Linked DNA regions of Homo sapiens: region 1 is linked to region 2. Evidence: read pairs that join two places in POLR2A ChIA-PET (ENCODE). Cell type or tissue: CD4-positive, alpha-beta T cell. All regions are shown on one strand. Links, peaks and the distances in the headings refer to the core of each region. The heading gives the core; the rest is flanking DNA.

What was found. Peaks named below come from ENCODE experiments on the same cell type or tissue, not always from the same donor. Only the 100,000 strongest peaks of a DNase experiment are listed, where the experiment ranks them.
Region 1: POLR2A ChIA-PET joins it to region 2 with 6 read pairs; 4 of 35 experiments call an interaction of 5 or more read pairs at or near these places.

The regions. Positions count from the first base shown.
Region 1 is chr13:41,317,238-41,323,452 of GRCh38, forward strand. NAA16 (N-alpha-acetyltransferase 16, NatA auxiliary subunit) reads left to right here. Exons shown (of 20, transcript NM_024561.5): 3 at 1,569-1,673; 4 at 3,430-3,587; 5 at 5,819-5,953. Among named protein-coding and RNA genes, the nearest start is that of NAA16, 9.1 kb to the left of the region's middle. In CD4-positive, alpha-beta T cell, for the core only: no CTCF peak of the experiment used is centred there; no DNase peak of the experiment used is centred there.
Region 2 is chr13:41,483,353-41,489,567 of GRCh38, forward strand. No RefSeq gene overlaps it. Among named protein-coding and RNA genes, the nearest start is that of RGCC, 29 kb to the left of the region's middle. In CD4-positive, alpha-beta T cell, for the core only: no CTCF peak of the experiment used is centred there; no DNase peak of the experiment used is centred there; H3K27ac peaks cover 247 bases.

The DNA of each region.
Region 1 (6,215 bases), core at 2,508-5,007, 170 kb before region 2:
ACCTTGGTTTCCTGTGTGTAAAATTAGGACAAAATTTGCAATATAGAAGTATGAAGATATGGTCACCTGCACTTTATTCTTTGGTAGATGTGTTTTGTTTTGTTTTTTTTTAGTATGTGCTGACGTTTACATATGATATTACTAATTTACCATTAGATTGTATATTTTGAGTTGTTTTCTAACACTGGTGTTAATAAAGTTTGTATTTTCTGGTTGTGTCCTTTTTCAGTAACAGCCAGTGTTAGAAGGGTGGATCAGGATAGACATGAAAATAATGATCCTGTAGCATAGCAAAGCTGGTTGAGATTACTCAGTATCAGACTTGGATAATGGTTGAGATCATCTTATTGGGAAAATAGGCTGACCTTGCTCACTTTTCCAACAACATTTAAAAGATTCTTTGAAGGAAATGGAAAGAAATCTTCATTTCATAGAATTAATTTTAAAGCTTGTTTTCAAGCTTTTTAGCTGTGGAAGCTTTATCCAAATGGTGCCTGTGGGAAAGTTCAATATGTAAAACAGATAAAAGGTGTTGGAGCGGGGTTTGGGCCACAGGATCACCATGTTCTGAATACCATAGAGTTTGAAAATCATTCTTCTTGTGTAATTCCCTTCTTGTGGATAATTCAGAGAATTATTTCATCCTAAACCATCTTTTATTAACTTCCTTACATGTTTTTTGTTGCCACTACCATCATCCAGTGTTGTGCTGTTGAAATGTGAACTGATGTTAATTAGCCTAAGTATAATTTGTTGGAATAAACTTGCTATCAAAAATGAAGTCTGTTCCAATATTGAATAAAGTGATTAGTGATTTTTAAATTATGTATTTGTCTTTATTAAGGTAGATTGAGTGTTTTTGTGTGGTTGTAAATCAGATTGATGATTGATTAGAATTGACCTTAGGTAAGAGCTGTGGAACTGCTATGGTAGATTTAATTCCATTAAGACTCATGTCTGCTTTGTAATTTTTTTTTTTTTTTTTAAGACAGAGTCTCGCTCTTGTTGCCCAGGCTGGAGTACAGTGGCACAATCTTGGCTCACTGCAACCTCTGCCTCCTGGGTTCAAGCAGTGCTCCTGCCTCAGCCTTCCAAGTAGCTGGGATTACAGGCACATGCCACCATGCCTAGCTAATTTTTGTTTAGTAGAGACGGGGTTTTGCTGTGTTGGCCAGGCTGGTCTCGAACTCTTGACCTCAGATGATCCACCCGCCTCAGCCTCCCTGAGTGCTGGGATTACAGGCGTGAGCCATTGCACCTGGCCTGCTTTGTTAATTTTTTCAGCAGAATAATATCAACCACTTTTACAGAGTCTTGTGAAGGGCAGAAACCATTTTAGCAACTCTGAAACTAAGGAATTTCAGAAAAGGACTTGGGCTGCTAAGCTTTAAGTAAATATTTAAATGTAGTTTTACTTTTTCTACTTGGAGAGAAGTTCAAACTGTGAGATTAAAAAGATGAATTGGAGCCATAGTAATCCTTCAGATCTCAACTATTAAAGTACTATTAAGAGAATAAGAGAATAATTTTGTGTCATTTGTAAATAGAGTTTAAAAATTATTTTTCAGAGACTTTGGCTATGAAAGGATTAACACTGAACTGTTTAGGAAAAAAAGAAGAAGCTTATGAGTTTGTTCGTAAAGGACTTCGTAATGATGTCAAGAGTCATGTCTGTATCCTTTTGCAGTAGTTAAATAGTTTATGTTTTAGCTAGTTTTTTCCTAATTCAAATTAAATTTGTACTATGAAAATTCCAAACCTACGTAGAAGAGAGAATTTAATGAACTCTGTGTATCCATTACTCAACTATAATCATTATCAACATTTTGTAATACTAGTTTCTTTTTTGCTTGTGCCCCTCCTCCTATATTAGTTTCATTTGTTCCCTACCCCGTGTTTATTTATTGGAATATTTTAAAGGAAATCTCTATAAAATGTGCTTACTTCTGTTGTGCTTAGTGTTGGAGAAAAGTTACTTTGGTAATTGTGACTTGAAACCCATTTTTTTCTTAAACATAATTAACTGGGTAATACTTTCCTGTTATTCCAAATACTGACTTTTAGTTAATCATATGTTAAAATTTGTGTGTCTTAAACTTTCTTTTAGACATTTGAGAAGAAAAACTTAAACTTATTTTAAAACAGATTTTACTTAATATATAAGTATGATATTGGTTCTTGAGCTTGGTTTCTGTTAACACAGAGACATAGCTGTTACTTAATTTGATCTTTATAATTGTGTTTTTCTTTGGGTAATATCCCAGTGTGTAAAAAAAAATTTTTTTTTGTTTTTTGGGGGGAGGGAGTCTCACTCTGTCACCCAGGCTAGAGTGCAGTGGCATGATCTAGGCTTACTGCAACCTCCACCTCTTGGGTTTAAGCGATTCTCCCACCTCAGCCTCCCAGGTAGCTGGGACTACAGGTGTGTGCCACCATGCCTGGCTACTTTTTGTACTTTCAGTAGAGATGGAGTTTCGCCATGTTGGTCAGGCTGATCTCGAACTCCTGACCTCAGGTGATCCACCCTCCTCGGCCTCCCAAAGTGCTGGGATTACAGGTGTGAGCCACCATGCCTGGCCAAAAAAAAATTTTTTTTTAAAGGGTGGAGCATTGAAATTGATTTTCATTTTTTTTTTTTTGCTTATCTGTATGTTTATCTGCATTTTTTTTCACATATTGCCCTTGCATTTTAGTTTGTTAACATGTAATTCACTTAGCCACGTACTGGTATTGAACACGAATAATCTTAGTAGTGTTTTCACATATTTAGCTTAGAGTTTTCTCAAATTACTAAATACTTATTTCTTTATCCCAGTGCTTACCCCAGAGTGAAGAGAAGGGCATGTAAGTATGATAGTTTTGTGGGGCTTTTGGCTCCAAGATATGCTAATACTTTAATTTATAAGAAATACAACTTATTTTTTGTGGCCTTTAATATAACTAGGGAAGTAGGTGATAGTTACACATTACTTTAGAATTGGTTGACTAAATTTGTTTCAAAAAGTAGTTGCAGTTTTTGTATATATTCTGTTTCAAGACATCATGATGAAGAATAGGTGAATGTTGAAGTTGCTGGGGTAGGAAAGTGATGGGATAGAGGGTAGAAAATGTGAAGAATTTTTGCTAAGAATTCTTTAAGGTTACTTAAAATATTACAGAAAATTTCAAACATGTACACAAGTAGAGAGAACAGAATAATGACCCCTTTCCCATGTGGCCATTACCCAGGTTCAGCAATTTGACAATTATCAACCCAGCCTGCTCTGGTTTCGTCTTTAACTTCCCCTCACCATTCCCCTCCCCCAGACTCCAGATCATTCTGAACAAATCCCAGGCAAAATACCATTTCCTTAATGTAACTTTTATATTAGATATGTATCATAGAATATTCTAGTGTCTGTGTATGTCTTTGTTTCCTTAACTTAATAGGTTGGCATGTATATGGACTCTTGCAGCGTTCTGATAAAAAATATGATGAAGCTATAAAATGTTACCGAAATGCCCTCAAATTAGATAAAGATAACCTGCAAATTTTGAGGGATCTCTCACTGTTGCAGATCCAAATGAGAGACCTTGAAGGTTACCGAGTAAGTACTTCATTCTTAAATGTACATGATTTTACAGTAGACAAAATTTAAGAGCGTGTCATTTCAGAATGAGGTGAGCATAAGCCAAAATCAAGTAGATTTGATTGTTCATTAGAAGGTGTATGTCGCTTGGGACCTTCCTTCTCAGTCATAGTTGTGGCACTTTGTACTTGAGTATTCAAAAAGAATAACTGGTGGGGTGTGGTGGCCCACGCCTGTAATCCCAGCAGTTTGGGAGGTTGAGATGGGAGGATCGCTTGAGGCTGGGAGTTAGAAACCAGCCTGGGCAACATAGGCCAGACTCCGTCTCTACAAATAAGAAAATTAGCCCGGTATGGTAGTTTACACCTGCAGTCCCAGCTATCCAGGATGTTGAGGCAGGAGGATCCCTTGAACCTAAGAGTTGAGGCTGCAGTGAGCCATGATTATGCTACTGCACTCCAGCCTGGGCAAGAGAGCAAGACTTTTTCTCAAAAAACAAAACAAAAAAAACTGGTTTTTAAAACATTCTTAATTCATTAATTATTTAAAAATTAGAGACAAGGTCTTGCTATGTTACCAAGGCTAGTCTTGAACTCCTAGGCTCCAGTGATCTTCCCACCTCACCCTCCCAAAGTTCTGGGATTACAGGCATGAGCCACTACGCCTGGCCATAACTGTTTAACTGGAATATCTATGTGCAGCTGCTGTACTAGATTATTTGTGGGTTTGATATTTACAAATTTGATAAACTAATAAGGCTTTTATAATGGAAACCTAAACATAAAAGTAGCTTTTAAAAATTATTGGTTAGTAAATATTTTAAAAACGTGAGAAGGGTTGCCATAAATCAGTCTTTCTGTAGTTGAGACCTCTTCAGATTTGCATCTTCAACTCTCTCCTGGACATCTCCATGTGCTTAGTCCACTTCGTATCCTAGAATCAGTATGTCCAACATGGAATTCTCTTACTTACTTATGAGAAGGAGGCCACTAGGTTCTAACAGTTTTCTTTAAATACATTATTTATATACTTCTTACTTTTGCCCTCTACTGCCATATAAGCCCTCATACCCCATGCCTAGATTTTTGCAGCCACTTTAAGGGCTCTGCTGAACTTACTATAATAATAATGGCACCACTCTTCAAAGCGTGTATTTTTTTCTTCAGCTGTGTTTAGCAGCTTAGATGTGGTTGGAGTTAAAATCAGTTATCTTTAGGAATGAGGCATAGAAATTAAGAATATTGGCAAAACAATGGCTGCTAAAGTGGATTGTGAAGTAAATTAAGTTAAAAGAGAGCTAGGCTTGGTATTACGTGTCTTAGTCCTGGCTACTTGAGAGGCTGATGTAGAAGGATTGCTTGAGCCCAGGAGTTTAGTCCAGCCTGGGCAACATAGGGAGACTCTGTCTCTAAAGAAAAAAAGGAGAGCTGGTGGTGAAAGTGTGAAGGACCCAGGAAGTACAGACACTGGTGGTCAAAGAACAAGGGTAGGAGTGTCATCAAATGATAGTGTTGGCAGCATGGGAGCTGTGGGTAGAGAGTGAGATACCTAAATTTATGATTTCTGGGTGGCAGTAACTTCTAGGGTGTGGCTGTGGGAGTGGGCCTCTGAATGGGGTGGAGGAGAAAATCATTAAAGATTAGAAAATCTTGGGATTTAGAGGATAGGTTGTGGGATGGGTGATACACGTTAGTGTTGCATTTGCCCAGGGTAACGCCAAGAGTTGGCAGAGAAAATAATACTGACCTAGACTTTAATAAAGGATTTGGGAATGACAGAGAAGCAACAGTAAAAATAAGGGATAATTAGATGTTTGGGTGTTTCGCCTGGCTGTGTCTGTCCTGTGTCTGGCCAATTATTACAATGTATTTACACTGTAAATACATGTAATTCATATAATAGTTTTATAAGTAGCAAAATGTAGTTTAATAAAAAACCATCTTAGTCTTCTTACAGAATATTTAGTTACCAAAAAAAAAAAATTCTCATTATTTAAATGTAATTTAATAAGGCAGTCCAAAGGCATGGGCCCCAAAGATGTTTCAATGACAGCCTCACAGTGAGTATTACAGGGTATTGTAGAACTTTAGTATTTTAGGTAGGAAACATAAAAAGTACTTCTATTTTATTCTGAAACTGATCTTTGTTGATATAGTTCATTAGAAATGTGTTAAAGGTTAGATTGTTTTCTTAAAACTGATGAAATAATGTTTTAGAGAATATTTAGCAAGTTAAAACTTTTTTTTTAGGAGACAAGATACCAGCTTCTTCAGTTGCGCCCCACACAGCGTGCCTCCTGGATTGGATATGCTATTGCATACCATTTGCTGAAAGATTATGATATGGCCCTAAAACTGTTGGAAGAATTTAGACAAACTCAGCAAGTAAGAATTTTAATGTTTCCTTCTACCTTCATAAATGGAGTAGTTGACTTCTAAATTGTCCCTGCTCTCAAATGTGAATTAAAGTATTTGAAACCTATGGAAAACGGGAAAACTTTTTGACGTAATTGGAAACAGTTAAAATGTAGGATTATTTTTCTCTCTCTTTTTTTTTTTTTCCGAGACGGAGTCTCGCTCTGTCCCCCAGGCTGGAGTGCAGTGGCACGATCTCGGCTTGCTGCAAGCTCTGCCTCCCGGGTTCAAG
Region 2 (6,215 bases), core at 2,155-4,654:
TTTATTTGGATCTTCTCTCTTTTTTAATTAGTTACTCTAGCTGAAGGTGTATTTTGTTTAACTTTTCAAAAAACCAACTTTTCATTTCATTGATCTTTTGTATTGCTTTCTTCATTTCAATTTTATTTATTTCTCCTCTGGTCTTTATTATTTCTTTTCTTCTACTAATTTTGGGTTTGGGTTGTTCTTGCTTTTTTTGTTCTTTAAGATGCACTGTGGATGGGTGCGGTGGCTCACACCTGTAATCCCAGCACTTTGGGAGGCCGAGGTGGGTGGATCACCTGAAGTCAGGAGTTGGAGACCAGCCTGTCCAACATGGCGACACTCTATCTCTACTAAAAATACAAAAAATTAGCAGGGTGTGGTGGAGGGTGCCTGTAATCCCAGCTACTTGGGAGGCTGAGGCAGGAGAAACGCTTGAACCCGGGAGGCGGAGGTTGCAGTGAGCTGAGATCGTGCCATTGCACTCCAGCCTGGGCAACAAGAGCAAAACTCCGTCTCAAAAAAAAAAAAAAAGAAAAAAAGATGCATTGTTAGATTACTTTTTTGGTTTTTCCTCTTTTTCGATGTAGGCACTTACAGCTATAAAATTCCTTCTTAGTACTGCTTTTGCTGTATCCCATAGGTTTTGGTATGTTATGTTTCCATTATCATTTGTTTCAAGAAAATTTTCAATTTCCTTCTTAATTTCTTCATTAACCCACTGGTCATTCAGGACATATTGTTTAATTTCCATGTATTTGTGTAGTTTTCAAAATTCTCTTGTTATTGATTTCTAGTTTTATTCTATTGTGGTCAGAGAAGATGGTTGATGTTATTTCAATTTTTTAAATGTTTTAAGACTTGTTTTGTGACCTAACATATGGCCTGTCCTTGAGAATGATCCATGTGCTGAGGAAAAGAATGTGTATTCTGTAGCCATTGGATGAAATGTTCTGTAACTATCTATTAGATCCATTTCTTGTATAGTGCAGATTAAGTCCAATGTTTCTTTATTAATTTTCTATCTGCAAGATCTGTCCAATGCTGAAAGTGGGGGTGTTGAAGTCTCCAGCTATTATTGTATTGAAGTCTATCTCTCTCTTCAGCTTTAATAATTTTTGCCTTATATATCTGGGTGCTCCAGTGTTGGGTGCATATATATTTAAAATTGGTATATCTTCTTGCTGAATTGACCCCTTTATCATTATATTGTGGCATTCTTTGTCTCTTTTTATAGTTTTTGTCTTGAAATCAATTTGACTGATATTAGTATAGCTACTCCTTCTGGTTTTTTTTTGTTTTGGTTTCCATGGGCATGGAATATCTTTTTCCATCCCTTTATTTTCAGTCTATGTGTGTCTTTATATGTGAAGTGTGTTTCTTGCAGGCAACAGATAAATGGCTCTTGGTTTTTCATCCATTCAACCAGTCTATGTCTTTTGATTGGAGAGTTTAGTTCATTTACAATCAAGGTTACTATTTTGTTTTTTTTTTGAGGCAGAGTTTTGCTCTTGTCACCCAGGCTGGAATGCAATGGTGTGATCTTGGCTCACTGCAACCTCCACCTCCTGTGTTCAAGTGATTCTCCAGCCTCAGCCTCCTAAGTAGCTGGGATTACAGGCACCCACTACCACAGCTGGCTACTTTTTTTTCTATTTTTAGTAGAGATGGGTTTTCACCATGTTAGCCAGGCTGGTCTCGAACTCCTGATCTCAGGTGATCCACCCGCCTTGGCCTCCCAAAATGCTGGGATTACAGGTGTGAGCCACCACACCTGGCCAACAATCAGTGTTACTACTGATAAGTGAGGACTTCTGCCATTTTGTCAGTTGTTTTCTGATTGTTCTGTGGCCTTCCTCTCTGTCCTTTCTTTCCTACCTGTCTTCATTTTAGTGAAGGTAATTTTCTCTGGTGATGTGATTTAGTTTCTTGCTTTTTATATTTTGTGCTTATGTTGTATGGATTTTAGTTTGAGGTTACCTTGAGGCTTGCAAACACTATCTTATAACCCATTATTTTAAGTGGATAACAACTTAAAACTGTTTGCATAAGCAAACAAGCAAGCAAAAAGAAAACTAACAAAGATGCTATGCCTTAAATTTGTCCCTCCACTTTTAAACTTCGTTGTTGCTGTTTATATCTTATTGTATTATCTATGTCTTGAAAAGTTGTCGTAATTATTATTTTTGATTGGTTCATTGTTTAGTCTTTCTACTTAAGAGTAGCTTACACATCATAGTTACAGTGTTATAATAATCTGTGTTTTTCTGTGTACTTACTATTACCAGTGAGTTTTGTACCTTCGGATGATTCCTTATTGCTCATTAATGTCCTTTTATTTCTGATTGAAGTCCTCCCTTTAGCATTTCTTGTAGGACATTTCTGGGGTTGATGAAATCCCTCAGCTTTTGTTTGTCTGGGAAAGTCTTTTATTTCCCTTTCAGGTTTGAAGGATAATTTTGCTGGATATACTATTCTAGGGTAAAAGTTTTTTCCTTCAGCATTTTAAATACATCATTGCACTCTCTCCTGGTCTATAAAGTTTCCACTGAAAAATCTGCTGCCAGACATGTTGGAACTCCATTGTGTGTTATTTTTTTCTTTTCTTTTGCTGCTTTTGGCATCCTTTCTTTATCCTTGACCTTTGGGAGTTTGATTGTTAAATGCCTTGAGATAGTCTTCTTTGGGTTATATCTGTTTGGTGCTCTATAACCTTCTTGTACTTGGATATTGATATCTTTCTCTAGGTGTTGGAAATTCTCTGTTATTATCATTTTGAATAGACTTTCTTCTCCTCTTTCTATCTCCTCTTTAAGGCCAATACCTCTTAGATTTGCTCTTTAGAGGCTATTTTCTAGATCCTGTAGGCATGCTTCATTCTTTTTCATTCTTTTTTATTTTGTCTCCTCTGACTGCATTTTCAAATAGCTTGTTTCATTCTTTTTTATTCTGTCTCCTCTGACTGTACATTTTCAAATAGCCTGTCTTCAAGTTCACTAGCTCTTTTTTCTGCTTGATCAGTTCTGCTACTAAAAGACTCTGATGCATTATTCAGTATGCCAGTTGCATTTTTCAACTCCAGAATTTCTGCTTGATTCTTTTTAATTATTTCAATCTCTTGTTAAATTTATCTGATAGAGTTCTGAATTCCTTCTCTGTGTCATCTTGAATTTCTTTGAGTTTGCTCAAAACAGCTATTATGAATTCTCTGTCTGAAAGGTCACATATCTCTGTTTCTCCAGGATTGGTCCCCAGTGCCTTATTTGGTTCATTTGGTGAGGTCATGTTTTCCTAGATTGTATTAATAGTTGTAGAAGTTCGTCTGTTTCTGGGCATTGAAGAGGTAGGTATTTATTGTAGTCTTTATGGTCTGGGCCTGTTTGTACCTATCCTTTTTGGCAAGGTTTTCCAGATATTCAAAAGGACTTGAGTGTTATAATCTAAGCTGTATCTGCTTTAGGGAAGACCCCAAGCCCAGTAATGTGGTGGTTCTTCCAGACTCATAGAAGTACCACCTTGATAGTCTCGGACAAGATCTGGAAGAATTATCTGGGTTTCCAGGCAGAGACTCTTGTTCTCTTCTCTTATTGTTTCCCAAACAAATGGGTGCTCTCTCTCTCTCTCTCTCTCTTTGTTCTGAGCCACCTGGAGCTAGGAGTGGAGTGACACAAGCACCCTTGTGGCCACCAACCCTAGGACTGCTCTGGGTCAGACCTGAAGCTAGCACAGCACTGGGTCTTGTCTGAGGCCTGCTGTAACCACTCCCTTTCTACTGCCTATGTTAGTTCAAAGCCTGGGGGTTTTACAATCAGCAGGTGGCAAAGCCAGCCAGGCCTGTGTCCTTCCCTTCAGGGCAGCAAATTCCCCCAGGCATTGGGTGGGTCCAGAGGTACCTTCTTGGAGTCAGAGACTAGAGGCAAAAACCTTAGAAGTCTGCCTGGTGTTCTATTTTCCTGTCACTCAGCTGGCGCTCACACCATAAGACACAGTCCTTCCCACTCTTCCCTCTCCATTCCAGAGGTAGAGGAGCCTCACTCCATGACCACTGTCACCTCAGGCCCACATGGAGTACTGCCAGACTACCACTGATGTTCCCTTAAGGTTCAAGGCCACCTGAGTCAGCTCGTGGTGAATGCTGCCTGGCCTGGGACTCACCTTTCAGAGGAGTGGACCCTCTACACAGGTCTAGAAATGCCATCCAACAGCCAAGTCCTGGAATAGGGAACCCCAAGAGAATACTTGGTTCTCTACCCCACTGTGGCTGAGCTGATATCTAAGTTGCAAGACAAAGTTCCCTTTACTTTTTGCTCCACTGTCTCAAGCAGGAGTCTTGCCCCATAGCCACCAGAGCTGGGAAAGTGCTGAGTCTCACCTGAATCCAGCAAGACTCAGTGTCTCACCCAAGACCCTCAACCTAGTACCTGGGTATTGCTGCTGGTATTCAGGACCTAAGGGCTCTTTAGTTAGCAGGTGATGAATCTTGCTAGGACTGGGTCTTTTCCTTCAAGGCTGCAGATTCTCTTCTGGGCCAAGGTGTGGCTAGAAATGTCCAGGGGCTAGGGCCTGGAATGGGGGCCCCATGACTCTCACCAGTGCCCTATCCTGCTGTGGCTGAGCTGGTATCCAAGATGAAAGACAAAGTCCTCCTAACTCTTCCATCTCCTCTCCTGAAGCAAAAGGAAGGGGTCACTTTTGGAGCCATGAGCTATGCAACCCGGGGTGGGTGGGGGGTGATGCCAGCACTCCCTTAGACACCCCAACTGGTGTCTCAGTAGGTCACGTGCTTCCCCTAGTCCACTGTTTCTGGGCCCAGTTCATCCCAGGAATTGCCTAGGTGTTACAATCCTTGTGGCCTAGACTGCCTTTCAAGTGTATCTGGGGCTCCAGAGTACTTTAGTCCAAGGTGATGAGGCTTGCGGGAACTGAAGTTCGTACTGCTGGGATCAGAGATTCCCCTCTGTCTAGGGTTTAAATGTTTCCTCTGTGGGCATGTGTCAGCTTAGTTTGGTCTGGTTTTGCTTTCTCTTATAACAAGGGTAGCACTGAATTCAATGCCTCACAATTGCTGGTTTCAGTGCCTCTCTCAGAGATATGAAGTTAAAACCAGGTACTGTGAGAATTCACTTGATTTTTGGGTCTTACAAAGGTGCTTTTAAATTGTTAATAGTTGCTTTTAAAGCAAAGGAAAGGTGCTTTTAAATTGTTTAATTGTTGTTAAATTGGTGTCCTTGTGGGAGGTGATGATCTGTGGAGCTTTCTATTCCATCTTGCTCCACCTCTCCCTAGGTTGTCTTCTTTCTGTTTAGTTGTAGGAGCTTTCTTTTCTTTTTTTCTTTTGAGATGGTGTCACTCTGTCACCCAGGTTGGAGTGCAGTAGTGCCATCACGGCTCACTGCAGCCTCAAACTCCTAGGCTCAAGTGATCCTCCCACCTCAGCCTAATGAGTAGCTGGAATTACAGGTGCATGCCACCACACCCGCCTAATTTTTGTATTTTTTTGTAGAGATGAAATTTTGCCGTGTTGCCCAGGCTGGTCTCTAACTCCTGGATGCAAGCAATCCACTTGCCTCAGCCTCCCAAAGTGCTAGTATTACAGGCATGAGCCACTGTTCCTGGCTAAGTCGTAGGAGTTTACAATGTATTCTGGATACAAGTTCCTTACCAGATATAGAATTTGCAAATATTTTCTTGTATTTTGTTGGTTTTCATCACTTTTTTGTTCTTTGAAAGATAAAAGTTTTAAATTTTGATGAAGACTAATTTATTTTTTATTTTGTTGCTTGTGCTTTTGGTATCATACCTAAGAAACCATTACCTGATCCAAGGTCACAAAGAGTTACTTCTATGTTTTTTTTTTTTTTTGAGACAGAGTCTCCCTCTGTCGCCCAGGCTGGAGTGCAGTGGCACAAACTCGGCTCACTGCAAGCTCCGCCTCCCGGGTTCACGCCAGTCTCCGGTCTCAGCCTCCCAAGTAGCTGGTACTACAGGCGCCTGCCACAACGCCCAGCTAATTTTTGTATTTTTAGTAGAGATGGGGTTTCACCACGTTAGCCAGGATGGTCTCGATCTCCTGACCTTGTGATCCACCCGCCTCGGCCTCCCAAAGTGCTGGGATTACAGGCGTGAGCCACCGCGCCTGGCCACTCCTATATTTTATGAGTTTTATAGTTTTAGCTTTTATATTAGGTCATTGATGCACTTTGTGTTAATTTTTATATATGGTGTGAGATGAG